Linked DNA regions of Homo sapiens: regions 1, 2 and 4 are each linked to region 3. The links are chromatin loops, found by intact Hi-C in ENCODE. Cell type or tissue: IMR-90. All regions are shown on one strand. Region 1 overlaps CHD2 (chromodomain helicase DNA binding protein 2). Region 2 overlaps SLCO3A1 (solute carrier organic anion transporter family member 3A1). Region 3 has its middle 86 kb from the start of CHASERR. Region 4 overlaps MCTP2 (multiple C2 and transmembrane domain containing 2).

What was found. A loop is a pair of places that touch in the nucleus more often than their neighbours do. Peaks named below come from ENCODE experiments on the same cell type or tissue, not always from the same donor. Only the 100,000 strongest peaks of a DNase experiment are listed, where the experiment ranks them.
Region 1: it touches region 3 in a loop (6-fold over the local background); 12 of 110 quality-filtered maps call a loop at or near these places.
Region 2: it touches region 3 in a loop (5-fold over the local background); 2 of 110 quality-filtered maps call a loop at or near these places.
Region 4: it touches region 3 in a loop (17-fold over the local background); 2 of 110 quality-filtered maps call a loop at or near these places.

What each region holds. Positions count from the first base shown.
Region 1 is chr15:92,970,006-92,975,005 of GRCh38, reverse strand. CHD2 (chromodomain helicase DNA binding protein 2) reads right to left here. Exons shown (of 39, transcript NM_001271.4): 18 at 3,079-3,241; 19 at 2,589-2,741; 20 at 56-127. Among named protein-coding and RNA genes, the nearest start is that of MIR3175, 68 kb to the right of the region's middle. In IMR-90, no CTCF peak of the experiment used is centred here; no DNase peak of the experiment used is centred here; H3K27ac peaks cover 163 bases.
Region 2 is chr15:92,095,197-92,100,196 of GRCh38, reverse strand. All of the region lies in intron 3 of SLCO3A1 (solute carrier organic anion transporter family member 3A1), which reads right to left. Among named protein-coding and RNA genes, the nearest start is that of SLCO3A1, 240 kb to the right of the region's middle. In IMR-90, a CTCF peak has its summit at 2,425 (motif pointing left); no DNase peak of the experiment used is centred here.
Region 3 is chr15:92,794,768-92,799,767 of GRCh38, reverse strand. It overlaps the pseudogene ASB9P1. Among named protein-coding and RNA genes, the nearest start is that of CHASERR, 86 kb to the left of the region's middle. RefSeq lists an enhancer at 1,818-1,987. In IMR-90, a CTCF peak has its summit at 2,442 (motif pointing left); a DNase peak (open chromatin) is centred at 2,407; H3K27ac peaks cover 357 bases.
Region 4 is chr15:94,321,594-94,326,593 of GRCh38, reverse strand. All of the region lies in intron 4 of MCTP2 (multiple C2 and transmembrane domain containing 2), which reads right to left. Among named protein-coding and RNA genes, the nearest start is that of MCTP2, 93 kb to the right of the region's middle. In IMR-90, a CTCF peak has its summit at 2,189 (motif pointing right); a DNase peak (open chromatin) is centred at 2,213.

The sequences.
Region 1 (5,000 bases), 180 kb before region 3:
TTCCCCTTGATGCAGAGCCCAAGTTGCTCAAATAACAAAGCCATGCATAGTATACCTCAGACCCATCTGCATTGAAGTGGTCCAGTGCCTGTTTTCGGATTTCTCCCTTGATGGAACCATCCAGACGCTGTAAAAATAAACCACAAGAAAACTGTAAGATAGGAAGATCAGCTACACTCAGAATAGAACAGCAGACTTGGAACCTTTATCACCTGAACACCCACTGAGTAAAAATAACTGCAAAGCACTGGCAAAGCGCTATGAAGAAGCTGTGCTTAAGAAGCACACCCTACCCTACTCGACCTGAGCTCTCCAGTTACAGACTCAAGGTTACAAGCTTCTGATTCAAAGGGCTGTCCAGGTTTAGCCAAGGATCAGAATGGCTGCCAGGACCTAAAAGGAGAAAGACGAAAACCCAACCTGTGCTTGGAGGCTGGGTTTACTTCTGTTTCTGTAGGTACTGCAGAGATTAGGAAATAGGACCACGGGTCACCCAATAATAAGCTCCTGCAGAAAAATGATGCTTCTTAGCTAATGTGGCTAAAACTATCACTTAAAGTGTCACACAAACCAAAAATTTATTTATATAATAATTTTGTTTGAAAAACATTTTGCTGAATCATTGAAAATGTTAAAATTGATCATATATCCCAGCTTTGCCAAAAATTACACTCTGAAATCATAGTAAAGTGTTCAAGCAGCTAAACTACATGAGAATTCAAGAAAGCCCCTGGCATTTATTAGCATACACAATTCCTTTATTAGAACATATGTCAGTTCTACATGCAATACAATGTCACCATAGAGAAACCATTGACACATAAAATACTAAAGAATTATCACCTGCATGCTGTACATTTTATAAAGCATTTCTTACTCTTTAAAATCATTTTTGCATTTCATCCCCTCACAATCACCACTTGAGATGAACAAAATACTTCATTTTACAGAAGGCAAAACTAACCTGAAAGGTGACTTGGCTGGCAGCAGACTCTGTGGAAGGGCCTACATACCCAGAACTCTGCCCACCAGACCTAACTCAAGTCAACTGACAGGTGAGGAGTCCCTTACTTCTTTCTCACTGACTACTCTACTCAGAGCCTTAAACCGAAGACGTATTCAATGGGAGATTCAGAGCCTTTACTTGAAATCAGAAAACCTAATGCCGCCTTTTAATATTCCCATTAGTAGAGGGCATTAATTATCTAAAAGTCACTGACCAAGCTTATCTATTCCCTAGAGAGAAAAACGATGCATTCTTGATTTACTTGGTATCACGGGATTTCCTAGGAATGAAAGCTCATAGGGATTCGATTCACTGACAGAGAAGTGACTTTTTGCAATAGGCTGTTTCTTGATAACAAGCACAGCCTTAAGCTATATTCTAAGACAGCAACTGAAAGACCATATAAGATATTATGGATATAACAATGCCTTTCAGGGTATTTTGAAAGATAATCAATCTGATAGTCTCAAAGGTGGGCCTTCTTAGGAGATAATCATTGGTCCAAGTTTCTTCAATCCCAACATAATTATGTGAGTTGGTAGAAGAGTTCATCCATTCAAAGTTTTAAAAAAAATGTAATAAATCTTAAAAATCAAAGCACTATAAACATGCCAAGAGACAAGGTAAATTGCGTATATGTCTATGTGTCTATAAATAGATCAGAGAATAAGTTTCTACTAGATTATATACACCTAGAAAAATGTTACTATGCGGAAGAAATTTTCCCCATAGGAGATAACTGTGTGAAGACAGTAACTCCAGTTAAGGAACTCCACAGAAAATAGGGGAAGCCATCATCACTTACTTCAGGGAGTAGCAAGGTTTTAAGTAGCAGTGTTCTGCTATGTTCCCAGCCTCACAGCCAGGGTCAACTTTTGGGGGGAATGTCTGATACTGCCCTCTCCTTCTAGGATTTGGGCTCCTGGAATTGAGCTCACACTTACTTCCTCTCTACTTTCACCATACACATGCAATAAGATGCCATCTGACATCCTTTTTTTATCTTGCCCCGTTTGACTTTCTCTAATCCTCCCCACCCACCTTCAAAAAAAGAATCGTCTCCTCATGACCACTTTCATATGGTAGCCTAAAGGCATGCAAGTAAAAATTAAGACCCTCCTGGAATCTTTTTTTTTTTTTTTTTTTTTTGAGACGGAGTCTCGCTCTGTCGCCCAGGCTGGAGTGCAGTGGCGGGATCTCGGCTCACTGCAAGCTCCGCCTCCCGGGTTCACGCCATTCTCCTGCCTCAGCCTCCCAAGTAGCTGGGACTACAGGCGCCCGCCACTACGCCCGGCTAATTTTTTGTATTTTTAGTAGAGACGGGGTTTCACCGTTTTAGCCGGGATGGTCTTGATCTCCTGACCTCGTGATCCGCCCGCCTCGGCCTCCCAAAGTGCTGGGATTACAGGCGTGAGCCACCGCGCCCGGCCCCCTGGAATCTTAACCTTAACTTCTTTGAAACAAGAAAACTCTTACTTCCTACTTTAACAAGCAAAGCATACAACCCAGTGTAGGAAGGTTGGGGAGGGGAGGCGGAGAGAGAGATTGATTCCCCCCACAGCAATTACTGAAATCACCTTACCTGGAAAGGATAGTGTTTAATAGTTAGGTATTCAGCCAGGATATCCAACATTCTCACCATCTGAGAGAAGATAAGCACTCGATTCCCCCTTTCTCGAAGTCTTGTCAACAGTTTGTCTAATAAAATCAACTTCCCACTGCTCCTTATGAGGGACTGAAGATTTAAAAGACATTCCAATAATTATGTTGAAACACAAATTTTAATCTTCCCTAATCTCTACAAATCCATATTTTAAAAATCATCTTAAAGCTTTCTGAAGCCCTTAGCAACCTGCTTGACCAGCAATTCCCGAAATGTTCTTTTTCCCAGTATCTGTTGATACTATACTTTACTTTCCAAATCATTCTTAGTTACCTTTTCTCTCCCATTTTTAAAGCTTCCTTTGATGATCCTTGATAGGTCACCAACAAGGAAATAGAGCATTCTGATGAAAAGCACCTAGAGAAACTAAGCGTTTTTTTTGAGAAAGTAATTATGAGGAACTACCTACCAGAAGAATCTCCTGTCCATTTTCCCTTTCATTTTCTTCAGGGGGTTTAATCAGATAGCAGTGGTTGCAACATTTTTTCAGTTCCATCACAATATTAAGAAAACCAGATGTGCTGCCTCTTGTTCCTTTGGCAAGAGCCTTGTAATTCCTGGTCAGAATCCACCTGCAAATTAAAATGATAATGATACTACTAGATACAAAAAAACAGAAAGTTGTAGGTACCAGAAGAGTATAAGAGATAGTAGTAGTATTGTGGAGAAAAAAAGAGGCCTAAAAAAGTTTAAGAAGCAAAGAATATTTTCTTTTGTATCTCCTGCCATCTAATCATACATCTTTCACATCTCCAGTCAGAATTAGGAATGTTAAAGATTCTGCTGGATATTTCAACCTCACTGAACACAGGAATACTAGAAGAAAACAACTCTCTCTACATATACACAACACACACATATGCTTTACATATATACACACACACACATACATACATACATTTTACATATTTACACACATGTACTTTATACATATTTAAGTGTGTGTGTGTACACAAAGGCTGAGAATCCTAAATGTGAAAATCTAAAATGTTCCAAAATGGCACTCAAAACTTTCTGAGTGCCAGTATGACGCTCAAAGGAAATTCTCATTAGAGCATTTTACAGTTCTGATTTCCAGATTTGGAATGCTTAACTAGTAAGTATAAAGCAAATATCCCAAAATCTGAAATACTTCTGGTCCCCAAGCATTTTTGATAAGAGACTCAACCTGTGTGTGCATGTGTGAATGGAAAATGACTGTCACTGAAACACTCTTCACTGAAATATAAAAATTGGAAATAAGCTAACATTATGAGGTTAAATAAATGTAAATATACCATAAAATAGAGGCTACATACCCATTTTAACATTGTAAAAGAGTATTTTATCTGACAAAATAACTTATCAGTATGTTTTCTACCCAAATTTGGAGGAGAAATACAGATATATTCATGTATACCCATGTATATTCCTTAACCACAAACTCCAAAATAGTAAAAGTACATTTTTTCCTGAGTGGCGCAATTTCTTCATGCTTCTCTTAGAAATCACACTTTAGGAATCTATCTCAAGGTCTTCACTCCAGAACTATTTATAAAAGTAGGTAAAACAATCTAAGTGCCTACCACAAGGAAACTGGTTGAATAAACCATACTATATAACCTCAATGGAACACTATGCATCATAAAGGCCTATCTCTATAAGCTACTATGGGGTGCTCTTCAGCCATGTATCATTAAGGAAAAAAGGAAGGCAGAGAAAAGTGTATACGGTATGCTACCACTTACCTAAGAGAAAGGAGGATATTCAAAGTTAAAATGCATTTGCTTTTATTTAATAATTAAAAGTTAAAGGAAGGATAAGCATTAAAATGTTAAAAAATAATAATAATTATGGGCCAGGTGCGGTGGCTCACACCTGTTAATCCCAGCACTTTGGGAGGCCGAAGGGGGCAGATCACCTGAGGTTGGGAGTTCGAGACCAGCCTGACCAACATGATGAAACTCCATCTCTACTAAAACTACAAAATTAGCTGGGCGTACTGGTGCATGCCTGTAATCCCAGCTAGTCGGGAGGCTGAGGCAGGAGAATCACTTGAACCTGGGAGGCGGAGGTTGAGGTGAGCTGAGATCACACAATCACACTCCAGCCTGGGCAACAAGAGCGAAACTCCATCTCAAAAAATAATAATAATAATTACCTATGGGGAAAGATGGACTAGAATGGAGGGAAGAGGGACTGAAGCTACATTTCTTTGAACATACCAGGCTTTGTAGCTTTGCCTTTGGAAATCTACAAATACTATAATTTAAAAACAAAATTAAAGCAATCCCTAAAAATCAAAACTAAAATGAAATAAATAAATCTATGTAACCATTAGTTGCCTAAAGA
Region 2 (5,000 bases), 700 kb after region 3:
TACCATGAAATATCTGTCATGAAGCCAGGCACAGCTTGGACTTGTCTTGACATAGGTGTCAACAGGCATAGAAGGTGTTTCTCCTTTTCTAGATCCATTTTCCGTTTTTTTGTTTTTTGTTTTTTTTTTTTGAGATGGAGTTTCACTCTATTGCCCAGGCTGTAGTGCAGTGGTGAGATCTCAGCTCACTGCAACCTCCACCTCCTGGGTTCAAGCAATTCTCCTGCGTCAGCCTCCCAAGTAGCTGAGATTACAGGTGCCTACCAACACGCCCGGCTAATTTTTTTTTGTATTTTTAGTAGAGACAGGGTTTCACCATATTGGCTGGTCTGATCTCAAACTCCTGACCTCAGGTGATCCACCTGCCTCGGCCTCCCAAAATGCTGGGATTACAGGTGAGAGCCACTATGCCTGGCCTTACAAGATCAATTTTTCTAACCCTTCCACTCTTTGTATCTGACTTCTGGGTTGTTCTTATTTCTTGCTTGTGTTGGGTGAATTGAGAGCTGTTGACAGCTGTTTGCTCTCTCTGTCAAAGGTTAACTGAACTAGGAGGCTCATGGAGATTTCCACCCATTTCCAAGATCAAATGAAAAGTCACTGGAAATACAGTTAAACCAGTTTAAAACTAACCAACCAACCCACCCACACGCTCATGAGGATACTTGAGATTGTGAGAAGAGGAGATCAAAGCAAGTTGGGGACATTTACTTCTTTTTCCTGTGCCATATGGACTTTTTTTTTTTTGTAGTTCATTTACCCATTTGTTTAACCTATGTTGCCAAACTTTTGCTATGGGACTCAAGAATTCCAAGAGTATCATTAAGTTACAAACCTAATTAGAAACTGGAGACAGGAAGGGACTAAGGCTGGAGGGTGGCATTGAACATCTAGAATCGCAGCCATTGGGCTAATTAGCCCAAAATGAAGGAATCTAGCAGTAGCAGCCAGCCCTCAGGATGGCAGAGCAGGAGGCTCTCAGTCTGTTGACCTTTTTTGTGAAGCAAACAGATGGCCACATCTTGTTCCAGCTGCAAACGCCATGCAGCCTTCTGCGAGGCCGGCTGGTGTGTGCCTCAGGACAAGTCTGCATGGATGTGCTGGTGAGGCTAGGCCATCTCAGCAAGGCCTTTGTCCATGGAAGGGAGCCGCCTTCTGGCTAAATTCCTGGAGATGTTTCAGGGAAGCCAGCTGTTCTGTTAAGAGTGGGGCTTTGAGGTCAGACAGGCCTGGGGATGAATCCCTGCTCTATCCCTAGCTGTGGAAACTGTTAACCTCTCTCGGATTTCTTATTATAAGTATTTATTGTGTGCTTACTATATGCCAGGCACTGTGCTAAATGCTTTGCATGAGTAACTCATGCCATCCACACACAGACTCAGGATGTGTGTGCGATGTCCCCAGGATCACAGAACTCATAAGGGGGTGTAGTCAGGATTCAAATGGAGTCTGATTCCAGTGCTTGAATTCTTAACCACTGCATGATAATGCCTCACCTAACAGTAGGATCTACACTCCCATGAGAATGTGCTGAGGCTCCAATGAGGCAATCTATGTATAGCTTTAAGAAGTGACCAATTCATGGCTGCTGTTACTACTAATCTTTTTGTAATAAACCCACATAGTTAAGGTTGGCCAAGGCAGTGATTAGATATGTACTCTGCTACTAAGTCCGTTTTTTCAAGGTCCTGTTCTCACCTGGGTTTCAGTTAACAAAGAACCTAAAAAAGAAATTCTGGAGGCACCATCATTTCCTCCCCCAGCTCTCAGGGGAGGGATTTATTCTCCCTGAGCTGAGGAGCAAAGGGAACCACGTAGCGATCAAACATGGATGAAAGGCAGCAGCGGGAGCAGCCCATGTCCAAGTGGAGCCAGCTGGGACCTCCAGGCAAGGTGCCCCGTGGGGGCTGTCACCCCAGAACTGGCCCATGTCTACAACCAGCCCTCCTTGGCACCCCAGCTGCATCTACTCACAAGTTTCAACCAGGCTTCCTCACTGGATTCTCCTCTCAATGCTGGCACCAGGCTATGTGGTGGACGCCGCCTTCTCTCCTCCATCTACCCCATAACGAGGGCCCTCTGTGGACCTGCCTTGCTCCTTCCCCACAAATTTTAGGCTGCTGCTTTTCCTGGACCCCAATCTCAGTGGGGACTTCAGAAACATGTGTCCACGTGTGTGGCCCTTGCCTATTAATGCCTACAGTAATGTTCCCATACATTGGACAGCCCTACAGAAGAGCACTGTTTTAGGAAAGCAAGGAAAAGATAGGGGAGGCCCTAAAGCAATTAAGAATCCCCTCCTCAAATACAGCCCAAATCCACCTGCAGGCGGCAAGTTTCACAAGACTAGAAACAATAAAAACTGCTGGCAACTATAGAATTCTATGGCTGACTCCCTAAATAGGATAAATGATATTCTTCTGCCCTCTACCGGTAAAGAGCTGTGCCACACGGTGCCTCACGGTGCCTCCGGGAAGGACGCAAACAAAGACCGTGACTGACAATGCACCTTGCATTCTTTGGAAACAGAAAGGGAAGTCCGCTATCAACTTGGTGGGGAAGCCTGTCATCAGCGAGATGCCCACACGGGACTGAAAGGAGCCCACCTGCCTTACATCCATGCAGGCACCAAGTAGCCAATGAGCCTGGAACCATGGATCACACCGCTCCACCCTGGGCCTTAACGGGCAAACAGAGATGCCGAACACAGTAAGATGGGAACAGCATTCCAGGCTGAAGGAACAGTCTCAGCAAATGGAGGGAACTGGGAGTGGATGGGCTAAGCCCCCTCCAGCCATCTGTCTACCCGCTGGTCATTTCAGGCACTGAGAAAAGGTGCTGTTTCATTCTCCTAAGAGAGTTTGGTGAGTGAAATCTCCACAGGCAGGCTCAGGAGATCGGGGTTTTATAGAGATACATTCCTTGGATTGGGGACATCCCTTCCCCTCTCTGTGACTTGGTTTCCTCATTTGTAAAATGAAAGAGTTGGAAAGGAATGATGTCTGAGGCTCTTTCCAGCTCAGATATTCTGGTCATTCGCAGGCTTTTGGTTCAAGGCCACCACTGATAGCACTGAGGGCAAAATATGCTATCTGGCCACTTTGCTACCCTTCAAGGTGGCTTCCCCATTGCATCAGGAGTATGCCTCCTCTCTATCCCCTCTGCTGGCCCTGTCTTGTGCTGCCTTGGGTGCAGTGGTGGAAGCTGGCCTGTCTATACGAGCAAGATGGAAACTGACTCACTTCATGTGTCCTGTGTCTTCCCAGCCTACCTGTTACCACACTCCCTAGGAAACGGGTTCAAAGGGCCAGCCGACGGCTGCAAAACACCAGCACTCAATCACCTTCGGAACAGACTCAGCACTTTAAAAGTATAAATAAATAGGGCTGCCTCTGATTTTTTTTTTCCACTTGGAAATTTGTAACATCATTAGCTACAAGTAAATATATCAGTAGGATTAATGGAGTGAATCACAAAGCGACTTGGATTTAAAACCACATTATTTCTTTGGGGTGAATTAGTAAATTTAGCATTGTCAAGAGATGATGGATTGAGAACCTGGGGACTGAGAATTCTTACTGATCCTGAGGATAGATCGGCATGAGAAGCAGAGGCTGGAATGGCTTCTCACCCTCTGTTTTCAGAGAGAAAGGAAATATGGCTTTGCTGCATGCTAAACTACATGGAAATATAGTGTTCCTTTTCAGACACAAGGTAGAGATGTGACAGCACATGGTAGGCAATGACCCAGACGGTCCCCTAAAGTCCCTGCTGCCTGGTATTCTGGTCCTTGTGTAATAATCCCTTCTCTTTCCATAGTAAACCTGAACAAGTGACTAGCTTCTAACAAACGAAATACAGCAGAAGTAATGAGATGTCACTTCTGAGATTAGGTTATAAAAAGACTGTGACTCCTGCCTCAGGTGCTCTCTCTCACCTTCTCTTGGGTTGTTTGCTTCAGGGGTGTCACGGTGAGGTAGTCCCCTCCTGTGGGCCCATGGCAGTGAGCTTGGAAGTGGATCCTCCCCAAGCTGAGCCTTGGGATGATCCAAGACCAGGTTGCCACCTTGCAACACCTTGACTGCAGCCTCATAAGAGACCCTGAGCTAGAACTGCCCAGTGAAGCTGCTCCTGTATTCCAGACCCACAGAAAAAAATACGAAAAACAGTATGATAAGAAATGTCTGCTGTTTTAGGTCATTAGGTTTGGGGTTATTTCTTATGCAGCAACAGGAAACCAATACACCACGTGACTTGCTTTGGTTAATGAAATATGAGGGGAAACACTGTATGTCATTTCTGAGTAGAGGTTTCAAGGGCCAGAGTAAAACTGGTTTCCTGTCTTGGTAACTGTGCAAGCTGGGGTCAGGATGGAACTTCTGTGGGCCTGGGCCTGGGGGGCTGAGAATGCTTATCGATCCTGAGAGTAGATCTACAGGTCACCACGATGAGCCAAGTCTCCCTGACCCTGACACTGCTGACCTACACTGCATATGTAGTGTGACCAAGAAATAAACCTTAGTTGTATAAAATCACTGAGGTTTTGGGACTGTCTGTCACCACAGAATAGTCTAGCCCATCGATCTAGCATCCCATTCAATCCCACAATCATGGATTGGGGAACTCAGGGTATTCTGAGAAATGCACTTGCACTTCCTGCTAAGAACACAGGTTCTGCTTAAAATGGTTTTGAATGTGGATATTTCCTCACAAAGGCCACCACAACAGTGTCTTCTAAAAGGATGTTCCAATATTCTGTCTCATTGACCCCGTTTGTACACTTGCACCTCCAGAACACATGCTCCAACTTTTAGTTTGGAAAGTAGGATCCTCATATAGGTTAATGGGCCCCCACTCAATGAGGATATGCCAAGCATTTCTACACAGACACTCTCATTAAATTCTTATCTGCCAGGCCGATGTAATTATTGTTACCCTTTATTTACAGATAAGGAAAATACAGATTTGAGGAGTAAAATCAGCTATTGGGGGTTATTCAG
Region 3 (5,000 bases):
AAGATGTGGTTTCTCCATGTTGGTTAGGCTGATCTCGATCTCCCGACCTCAGGTGATCCACCCGCCTTGGCCTCCCAAAGTGCTGGGGTCATAGGCGTGAGCCACGGCCCCCTGGCCTGGTATTTCTATTTTTATATGCCCTAATATTTCTTATTTAGAAACATTTGAAGCCTATTAAAACATTACAAGAGTCTCGGGCTGGGTGCAACGGCTCACGCCTGTAATCCCAGCACTTTGGGAGGCTGAGACCGGTGGATCATGAGGTCAGGAGTTCAAGTCTAGCCTGGCCAAGATGCTGAAACCCTGTCTTTACTAAAAATACAAAAATTAGCTGGGCGTGGTGAGACACACCTATAATCCCAGCTACTCGGGAGGGTGATGCAGGAGAATCGCTGGAACTGGGATGGCAGAGGTTGCAGTGAGCCAAGATCGTGCCACTGCACTCCAGCCTCGGCGACAGAGCAAGACTCCATCTCAAAAACAAAAACGAAAACAAAAACAAAAGCATTACAAGAGTCTCATCTGAGGCCAGGCGTGGCTTCTCATGCCTGTAATCCCAGCACTTTGGGAGGCTGAGGTGGGTGGATCACTTGAGGTCAGGAGTTCGAGACCAGCCTGACCAACATGTTGAAACCTCATCTATACTAAAAATACAAAATTACCTGGGTGTGTGGGAGACTGAGGCAGGAGAATTGCTTGAACCTGGCAGGCAGAGGTTGTGGTGAGCTGAGATCGTGCTCCTTGGGTATAAATCTCCCCTTGTCTTTGTTGAAGTCAGGGTTGAGTCCAATCTCTCGTCCCCACTGCAAGACCCTGTGGCAGTGGTCCCTACACCTATCACTGTGGCCCCTTTTGGATAAAGTCTGCCTTAGCACCTTTTAACAAATGTCATAAATAATAATTTTTCTTTAACATTCTTTTTTTTTTTTTTTTTTTTGAGACAGGGTCTTGCTCTGTCTCCCAGGCTGGAGTGCAATGGCACGATCTCGGCTCACTGCAACCGCCGCCTCCTAGGCTCAAGTGATTCTTGTGCCTCAGCCTCCCAAGTAGCTTGGACTACAGGCATGCACCACCATGCCCAGCTAATTTTTGTATTTTTATTAATTTATCTATTTATTTATTTATTTTGAGACCAAGTTTTGGTCTTTTTGTCCAGGCTGGAGTCCAGTGGTACAATCTTGGCTCATTGCAACCTCCGCCTCCTGGGTTCAAGTGATTCTCCTGCCTCAGCCTTCCGAGTAGCTGGGATTACAGGCACGCTCCACCAGCCTGGCTAATTTTGTATTTTTAGTAGAGACAGGGTTTTGCCATGTTGGCTGGGCTGGTCTTGAACTCCTGACCTCAAGTGATCCACCCGCCTCAGTCTCCCAAAGTGCTGGGATTACAGGTGTGAGCCACCACACTCGGCCTAATTTTTGTATTTTTAGTAGAGATGGGGTTTCACCATGTTGTCTCAAGCTCCTGACCTCCAGTGATCTGCCTGCCTCGGCCTCCCAAAGTGTTGGGGTTACAGGTGTGAGCCACCGCACCTGGCCTGCCTCTCTCTCTCTCTTTTTTTTTTTTTTGAGACGGAGTCTCACTCTGTCGCACAGACTGGAGTGCAGTGGCACGATCTCGGCTCACTGCAACCTCCGACTCCTGGGTTCAAGCAATTCTCTGCCACAGCTTCCGGAGTAGCTGGGATTACAGGTGCCTGCCACCACGCCCAGCTAATTTTTTTGTATTTTTAGTAGAGACAGGGTTTCACCGTCTTGGCCAGGCTGGTCTTGAACCCCTGACGTCGTGATCCACCTGACTCAGCCTTCCAAAGTGCTGGGATTACAGGCGTAAGCCACCGCGCCAGGCCTTTTTTTTTTTAAGAAAAAAAAAAAAAAAAGACAAAACTTCCCAACTTGAATAAGGCTCCTGAGGCATGCAAGCCCTGGCCTCTGCATGTCCCTCCAGCAGCAGGCCCCAGCCTGCTCCTGAGCCTTTGGCAAGCTCTTCTTGGGGACCCCGTTTCCACCCCTCACCTCTCGTCTATCTGCCTTGGATCTTGGCTCCTTCATCTTTTTCTCATCTGCTTCTCAGGGACACCTTCCTTTCCCCGCATCAGGCTGCTTCTTCCTTATGTACTCTCACAGCACTTACTATGCTGTGGTATCTTACTGGTGTGATTCTTTGTCCGTTTTCCTACCTACCCCTTAAGGTCTGTGTGCGCAGGTACTGTGTCTTCCTTGGCTGAGCCTAGTATCCTAACTGCCTGCTGTGGTGCCTGACACATAGTAGGCATTGAATACATATTTGCTGAATGAAATAATGAGTAAAAGCTAGGTAATAGAAATAATACTTAGGTCTAAGAGGGACCAGTCTTTTTTTTGTAGTTGTTTAGCTACTTCATTTTGTTAAAAAGGACATCTTAATAACTAATTACTTAGTGCCATTACTGCCATCTAGTGGTGACTGATGTTATTATACTGCTGGGTCCATTCTCAATGATGTTACTGTACTGGCAGAGAAGGGAATCAATATATGCAAGATATCTGTTGAGTGTTTGCCTTGTTTCAGGTATTGTACCAGGAAGTTTACAGCAGTACCTGCTGGTTACGCCAGCAAAGGGAGTGTAAGCTGCTTTCCCATGGTCACCATCTAAGGAGGAGACCTGAATTCAACTCCAGGAGACCGTCTCTGTTTTTCTTTTCTTTTTATTTTTTTGAAATACATTTCTTTATTTTCATTCCCATATAGCAGAGATGGAACAAGGATAGTGATGCTGGAAAATCCTGCTTTGATCAAATCATCACATAAGTTAACGTCAGAAAACCTGTATTTGAATCTGACTCCTCTATCCTTGCCCTGGGAAATTGGACAGATTGACCCAGTTGCTGTGAGGGCTGAATTAGATGATGCTGAAAGTGCTTGGCCTGCAGTGGATATGCAAAACAATAGCTGTTATTTTAGACAGTCTCCAAGCAGGGAAAAAAGTCTTCATGCCTTCTAACTAATCATACAAACGTATGCAGTGTGTTTAAACTCTGGCTTCAGAGTTTAACAAATACAAATCTAATCGAAAAAATTAGTCAAACTCTATGAACAAATTTATAACTAATACAAATCTAATCGAAAAAACTAGTCAAACTCTATAAACCTAACTTGATTTTAAAATTCTAGTGGCTACAACACTCAATAATGTTTTCACATTGTTTGTGAATCCATTCCATTGATACATACAAAGATGTAGGAGAAACCATTTCAGATCCTCTGGGAGGACGACTTTGGTTATCTTATGATGCTGCTGGATTCCAAAGCCCTTCTGATTTCTAGGCATAACTGCATCAAAAGAAGGGGGCCCTTCTCTCTCCAAGAAGAGCTGGATCAAAGGGCTCTCTGGAGGCACCAGCTCCACATGACATTTGCCTTCAGCATTCTTGGCCTGGGTGTCTGCTCCAAAATCCATGAGCAGGCAGGCCAGCTCTTCACTGGCTGTCCTGGCCACTGCATGAAGTGGGGAATCCTTCATGAGGGCCTTCATGAAGGCCACTGCATGAAGTGGGGAACCTCTCCCTGGGTTCAGGTCTGCTCCTGACTCCAGAAGCTTCTTGACACAGGCTATCTGCTGGTTTTCACAAGCCAAATACAGTGAAGTGCCCACGTGGCTGATGTTATGGTCATTTTTGCCCCTATAAGCTGTAAGAGAGTCGACACACTCCACGTGGCCTCTCCTAGCAGCTTCATGGACGGGGGATGCCAGATCACTCTCAGGTTGAACGCTGGCTCCATGCTGCAGAAGCATAATCCCAGCTGCTGCTGATACAAACATTAAACAGTGGAGTGTGCCAGTCTGTTGTCACGCCATTCACCTGAGCTCCATGCTTTAATAAAATCTTTACACGAGAGGGATGACCTCTGAGACAGGCTTCATGGAGTGGGGAAACATGATCTGCCATGATGATGTTCACAAGCCACCCGTGGCTGATGAGGTTCCTCAGAGACAGCTGATGTCCGTAGATTGCAGCTTCAGGCATAGGAGACCAATCAGACACAGAATCACCCATCAATGGGTTTGAAAGAAGCCTGGTGTCAGGAGAGTCTCTTGGCCCCGTGGGCTTGCTCCCATCCATGCCCCCTTGTTTGCCATCCATGCTGCCCTCTCCTAAGCGAGCAAGCTCTGCGCTCCACTTCAGTTGCTCAGCAAAGTCCAAACTCCATGCTCCCCCTGCTCCTGAAAAATTCCAGTTCTGTGGCTGGCTGAGCTGCACACGTCCTAGTCAAATGGTCTAACTGGCTGGAGGCCCGCCAGAGGCCGCCTGTTTTTTTTTTTTTTTTTTTTTTTTGAGACGGAGTCTCGCTCTGTCGCCCAGGCTGGAGTGCAGTGGCGCAGTCTGGGCTCACTGTAATCTCCGCCTCCCAGGTTCACACCATTCTCCTGCCTCAGCCTCCCAAGTAGCTGGGACTACAGGCGCCCGGCTAATTTTTTGTATTTTCAATAAAGACGGGGTTTCACCGTGTTAGTCAGGATGGTCTCGATCTCCTGACCTCGTGATCCGCCTGCCTCGGCCTTCCAACATGCTGGGATTACAGGCGTGAGGCACCGCGCCCAGCCAGCCACCTGTTTTTTTCTTTTTTTTTAAAAGAGTCTTGCTCTGTCACCGTTGCCCAGAGCTTGAGTGCAGTGGCATGATCATAGCTCATGGTAACCTCGAATTCCCAGCCTGTAGCGGTTCTCCCCACTCAGCCTCCTGAGTGGCTAGGACTACAGGTGTGTGCCACCATGCCTGCCTAATTTTTAATTTTTGTAGATCTTGCTATATTGTCCAGGCTGGTCTCAAAATCCTGGGCTCAAGTAGTTGGAGAGGGCCAGAACAAAACGCTCCTTAATGGCAACAGATATATTTTGTTTTGTTTTTGTTTTTTGAGACAGAGTCTTTCGCTATCCCCCAGGCTGGAGTGCAGTGGCAGGATCTTGGTTCACTGTAACTTCTGCCTCCCAGGCTCAAGTGATTCTCGTGCCTCAGCCTCCC
Region 4 (5,000 bases), 1.5 Mb before region 3:
TCAGTCTCAAAAAAAAAAAAAGTAACAATAATATTCCACATAACAAGGTAGGTGAGAAACAAAAAGTGGCCCACTTTCACACACCAGTAGGTCAACAAATAGGTCTTTCTCAAGAGTAAATTGGCAATTTTTTAATGAGAATCTTGAAATGCTCAGATCATATAACACAAAAAATGCAATCCACCTGAATAAATAACTCACTTGCAAATATATGAAAAAGTAACCTGTACACACAGATTTAGGTATAAGAACGTTTGTTGTGGCATTATTCCTAATGTTACAAATTTTGAACAAACTTAATTCAGAATGTTGACTGAACAAAGTATGGTGCCCTAAGCTTTTAATTTCTTCTCCAAAATAAAGTTTTTATAATACAGAGAAAAATGTGTAGAGAGAAAACACCAGGTAACCAAACATTTAAAAGCCAGATTCTCTTTCATTTTAGAAAGAAAAATAGATTTTAAAAATCGGGGCGGGCCAGCCACGGTGGCTCATGCCTGTAATCCCAGCACTTTGGGAGGCTGAGGCAGGCAGATCACAAGGTCAGGAGATCGAGACCATCCTGGCCAACATGGTGAAACCCCCATCACTACTAAAAATACAAAAATTAGCTGGGCATGGTGGCGCATGCCTGTAATCCCAGCTACTCGGGAGGCTGATGCAGGAGAATCACTTGAACCAGAGAGGCAGAGGTTGCAGTGAGCCGAGATCGCGCCACTGTACTCCAGCCTGGCAACAGACCAAGACTCCGTCTCAAAAAAAAAAAAAAAAAAAAAAAAAATCGGAGCGATGGAGTAGAGTAGGTTCAGAATTTCGGTAAGGCCTAGTGGTGTGCCTTCGTCAACACCAGTTTTACTCATGAAGGGGCATTTTCTAGGTCAAATTTATGATGGGGAAAATTAAACCTCAATCCACGACAGAGTCTTTATTCAAATAAGGTGCCTTTTAAAAGAGTCTCTCATTTCTCCTGTTTCACAGAAAATAAGACCTGACCTCAAGAAAACACCTTTCACAACCCTCACACCACCCAGGTTAGAGGTGGTGGTGGCGGCAGGGGGAGGAACTTTTATCTCAAAAGAAGTAAAAGAGCAAAAAGATACACAAAAAGTACAAAAATTGATGAGGAAACTGGGAAGATAAGCCCACGATAAAAAGGATGGGGAAATCACAAAGTCATTCCTGTTCCCACAGGCGAAATGCAAAAACAAAACCCAAACTAGAATAACTATACCAAGAATAACTATGACAATTCACACGGCAATAGTAACAGCTAATGTTTATTGCATATGACTGTTTCAGCTCCACCCACCTCACGGCCCCGCCCCACGACCACCACCAAGTCTCCACAAGCACACACACCAGGTTAATCCTACCGCAAGCCTAGCAGGCTCATGGCTAGACCGTGTCTGAGCTAGAATCCAAACTCCGGTGGTCCATGTCCAAAGCCCACGCATAACCCTCACCCACCATCCAGCACTCTTCAGCACGTCACATCATGACACAAAACAAAATGATGTCTGTAGGGCACAGCAGGGTTTATGGTGGCCCAAGCCTAACAGAGGTGCCCAGAGGGCTGCCAGAATGAATACTTCAGTACATCCCATTCAGAACACACCTGTTGGGAAGCTACACCGCTGCTCAGTATACAATACAGAGTTCTAGCAACATCATAAAAATTAGCCTGCTAAATAGCAAAAGAAAACCAGGACTTAAATCAGTCATTTTAACTTTTTGGTAACAATTTAGTAATTTATTAAACAACAATAATTGAATAATAATATAATAAACAATAAGATAACAATTATTTAATAATAGTAAAAATTATGCTATGTAACAGCGATTACATAGCATAATTCTCACAGTATCGAGAGATCTTTAAATTTTTTCTCTGAACTACTCCTTTTAAATATGAACTTGACTTATGTAGCACATTTTTTTCCATTATCTGCATATAAAGCTGCCATTGCTCTAGAAACGAACGTCAGATATCTACCTGTGCTGGAAATTGAGAAAGAGAGCAGTTTTCTGAATGAGTGTTCATTTATTTTCATCCACTAAAACTCGCATCAAAAAAGACCATCAAACCTCAACCTACAGCTGAAGTGATTTTCACGGCCCTAGTAATGTGACAGCGAACTTCCATTAACTTTTCTTTTCCTTTTGCAACGCTACAGAGTGGCCACAAGAGGGCACCAGCAACACAGTATTCCCTCAGCCCACAGTGGTAAACTACTACAGCGGCCTAACATTACAGCAAAGCACAGGGTTTTAAAGCGAGGGCTATTGTTTTCCACGTATTAGCGCTCTACGAGCCAACAGGGTATGAGCTGAGCATTTTGCACAGGACGAGAGACCTGCCCATATCGCAAGGCTGAAGTTCAAGCCAGGCCTGGAGCATAAGACCAGCTCTAAGACGCCAGAACACCTCCTCCTCGGCCACATTCCTTCCCATGGGAAATGGACCCAGGGTTCAGTTTCCTCCATGCATCAACCAAATCATGAAGCAGTTGGAATTAAAGGCGATTGCTCACATATTTCTTCTGCTTTACCAGTCTCAAAGTTTAAGACAGCCAAGAGCTACTCAGATCGAGAACTTAAAACAAGTGTAAGTCCTATTTGGTCGAAAACAATACATCTTGTATAACATCCCGGAAAATAATGGAAAGGAAATGGGGAATATAAGGAAATAAAAGGAAAACGTTAGGATGAAGAAAAGGAGAGTAGAAAGAGCAAAGAAAGATGAGAGAAATAGAAGAGGGGACAGGGAGGGTCAGATGAACACAACACACAGGCAATGGCTGAGACAGCAGACATGCAGGAAGATGGCGGCCATTCTTCCTATGCGGATTGCTAACGAAGGTGAGCTCAATGCCATGCCTGGACCATTGACAGCATCAGAGTAAGACTCGTTCTTAGAAAGACCACTACAGCAGCCAAAGTCATCCAACAATAAATAATAACAGTAATAATAACAGGGCTGCTTAGTTTACTCCTGAGCTCCCCAATACCAGACCTCCTATTGTCAAGGCTGAAGGCCCACATGCCAAAGATTCAAAGGAAATTCTTGAAGAACTGGAAAACCACCTGCAAGGAACAATCTTCTAAATGTGGCCACACTTCCAGAGCTACCTGATCCAAACTTCTCAGCCTCCCATGATAGTCTTCTGTGCCCATGATTATTCATGGGTATTAAGCATGCTTAAGACAGGGAGTTCTTAGTCTCCCACCAACTTCATTTTTCATTACCCATAGGTTTTTGTTTTTTTAAGTCTGCACACATACACACACTGAGAGGCCACAGCTAAAGACCCTGAGGTGTCCTGGTGGCAACTATACAACATTACCCCTTTCCCAACACCATTGCTAAACCTGCCCATTGTTCTGAAGCCAGACTTCCTTGTGAGTCTTTCTAAAGAACAATTAACAATGGTGTAGTTCAGCAATCTTCACCAAAACTCCCAGAAAAATCTCCAAATCCCACCTTGATAACCTGCTTAACATACCAGCTCTGTGTTTGAACCAGGGAAGGGAGTGATTTAGATAAAACCTCACAGCTCTTTATGCCAGTGAAGCCTATTTCCCAGCCTCTCGCTGACGGCATCACAGCAGAGACAGGGAACTCTGGTATCTGAGACCTTTTCTGCATGTGTTTCCTCGTGGGCAAAGTCACCAAAAACTTCCTATGCTCAATCACATACCCTCTAAGCACTTTCTAACATCCTTTCTTGGGGTTTGTGAGCTGTCTTTTCCTAAGGGAGACACCATATTCTTCCACTCCACTGCTGAGTTAAATAGCAAGAAAATGACTTTTTATTACCCAACATCTCCGGATTTTTCTGCATGATTTCATGTCGTATTTCCAAGATGCTTCCGCTGAAAGCATTAGCCTCAACTCTTGATGACTGCCTAATGAGATTATACCATCTTTGTTGTAGATGTTTTTAAAGCAGTTTTTCAAAGCAAGAATCCAAAAATCAGACCATGATATTCTAGGCAGAGGTCAACAAACTTTGGCCCATCAGTTAAATCCAGACCACTGCCTGTTTTTGTAAATAAATTTATATTGGAAAACAGCTATGTTCATTTGTTTATTGTCTATGGCTGCTTTCTCACTATGTCAAGAGTTAATTTTCACTTATAGCCCATAAAGCCATAAAAAGTCTACTAATCCATGTTCTAGACAGAAAGTAACAGACAGTAATGATTATGTAACAATCCGAAGAAAATGCAGAACTCCTTCCTTAGCAGAGAGTGATTCATCAAAATAGCTTTTCTCCCTAAAAAAAAAAAAATTCAAAAACAGGGGCTGTGCAATTGGAATTAAAGGCCCTAAAGCTGCTGCTCCTCCATGGTCAAGGTTGCAACACATTTGAATAACTCTGAAGGAGCCTCTGTCATAATAAAAAATATGTGATTAATTAGATCCGTGTTTTTTACTTAAAATTAAATACATGATTCCACATAGGAAAATAAAATACAGGTGACTCTTGAAAACATGCATTTGAACAACTGCAAGGGTTCACTTATACAGAATTTTTGTCCTCCTCTGCATCTCCTGAGACAGCAAGACCAAACCCTGGTCTTTCACCTCCTCCTCAGCCAATTGGATGTGAAGACAATGAGGGTGCAGGCTTTTATGATGATCCACTTTCACCTAACGAATAATAAATCTACTTTCTCTCTTTTATGATTTTCTTAACACTTCTTCTCTAGCTTACCTTATTATAAGAATACAGTATATAATACATATACAAAATATATGCCAACGGGCTGTTTATGTTATCAGTAAGGCTTCTGGTCAACAGTAGGCCACTAGTAGTTGTGTTTTGGGGAATTCAAAAGTTATATGTGGGTTTCTGACTGCATGAGGGGTTGGCACCCCTAACCTCCTGCATTGTTTATTGATTAGCTGTATTTTAAAAACCCTATGCTAAAGACAGATCATAGAGAGAGCACAGAGAAATTGGCAAACTGACACAAGTTAGGGACCAAGCATCTAA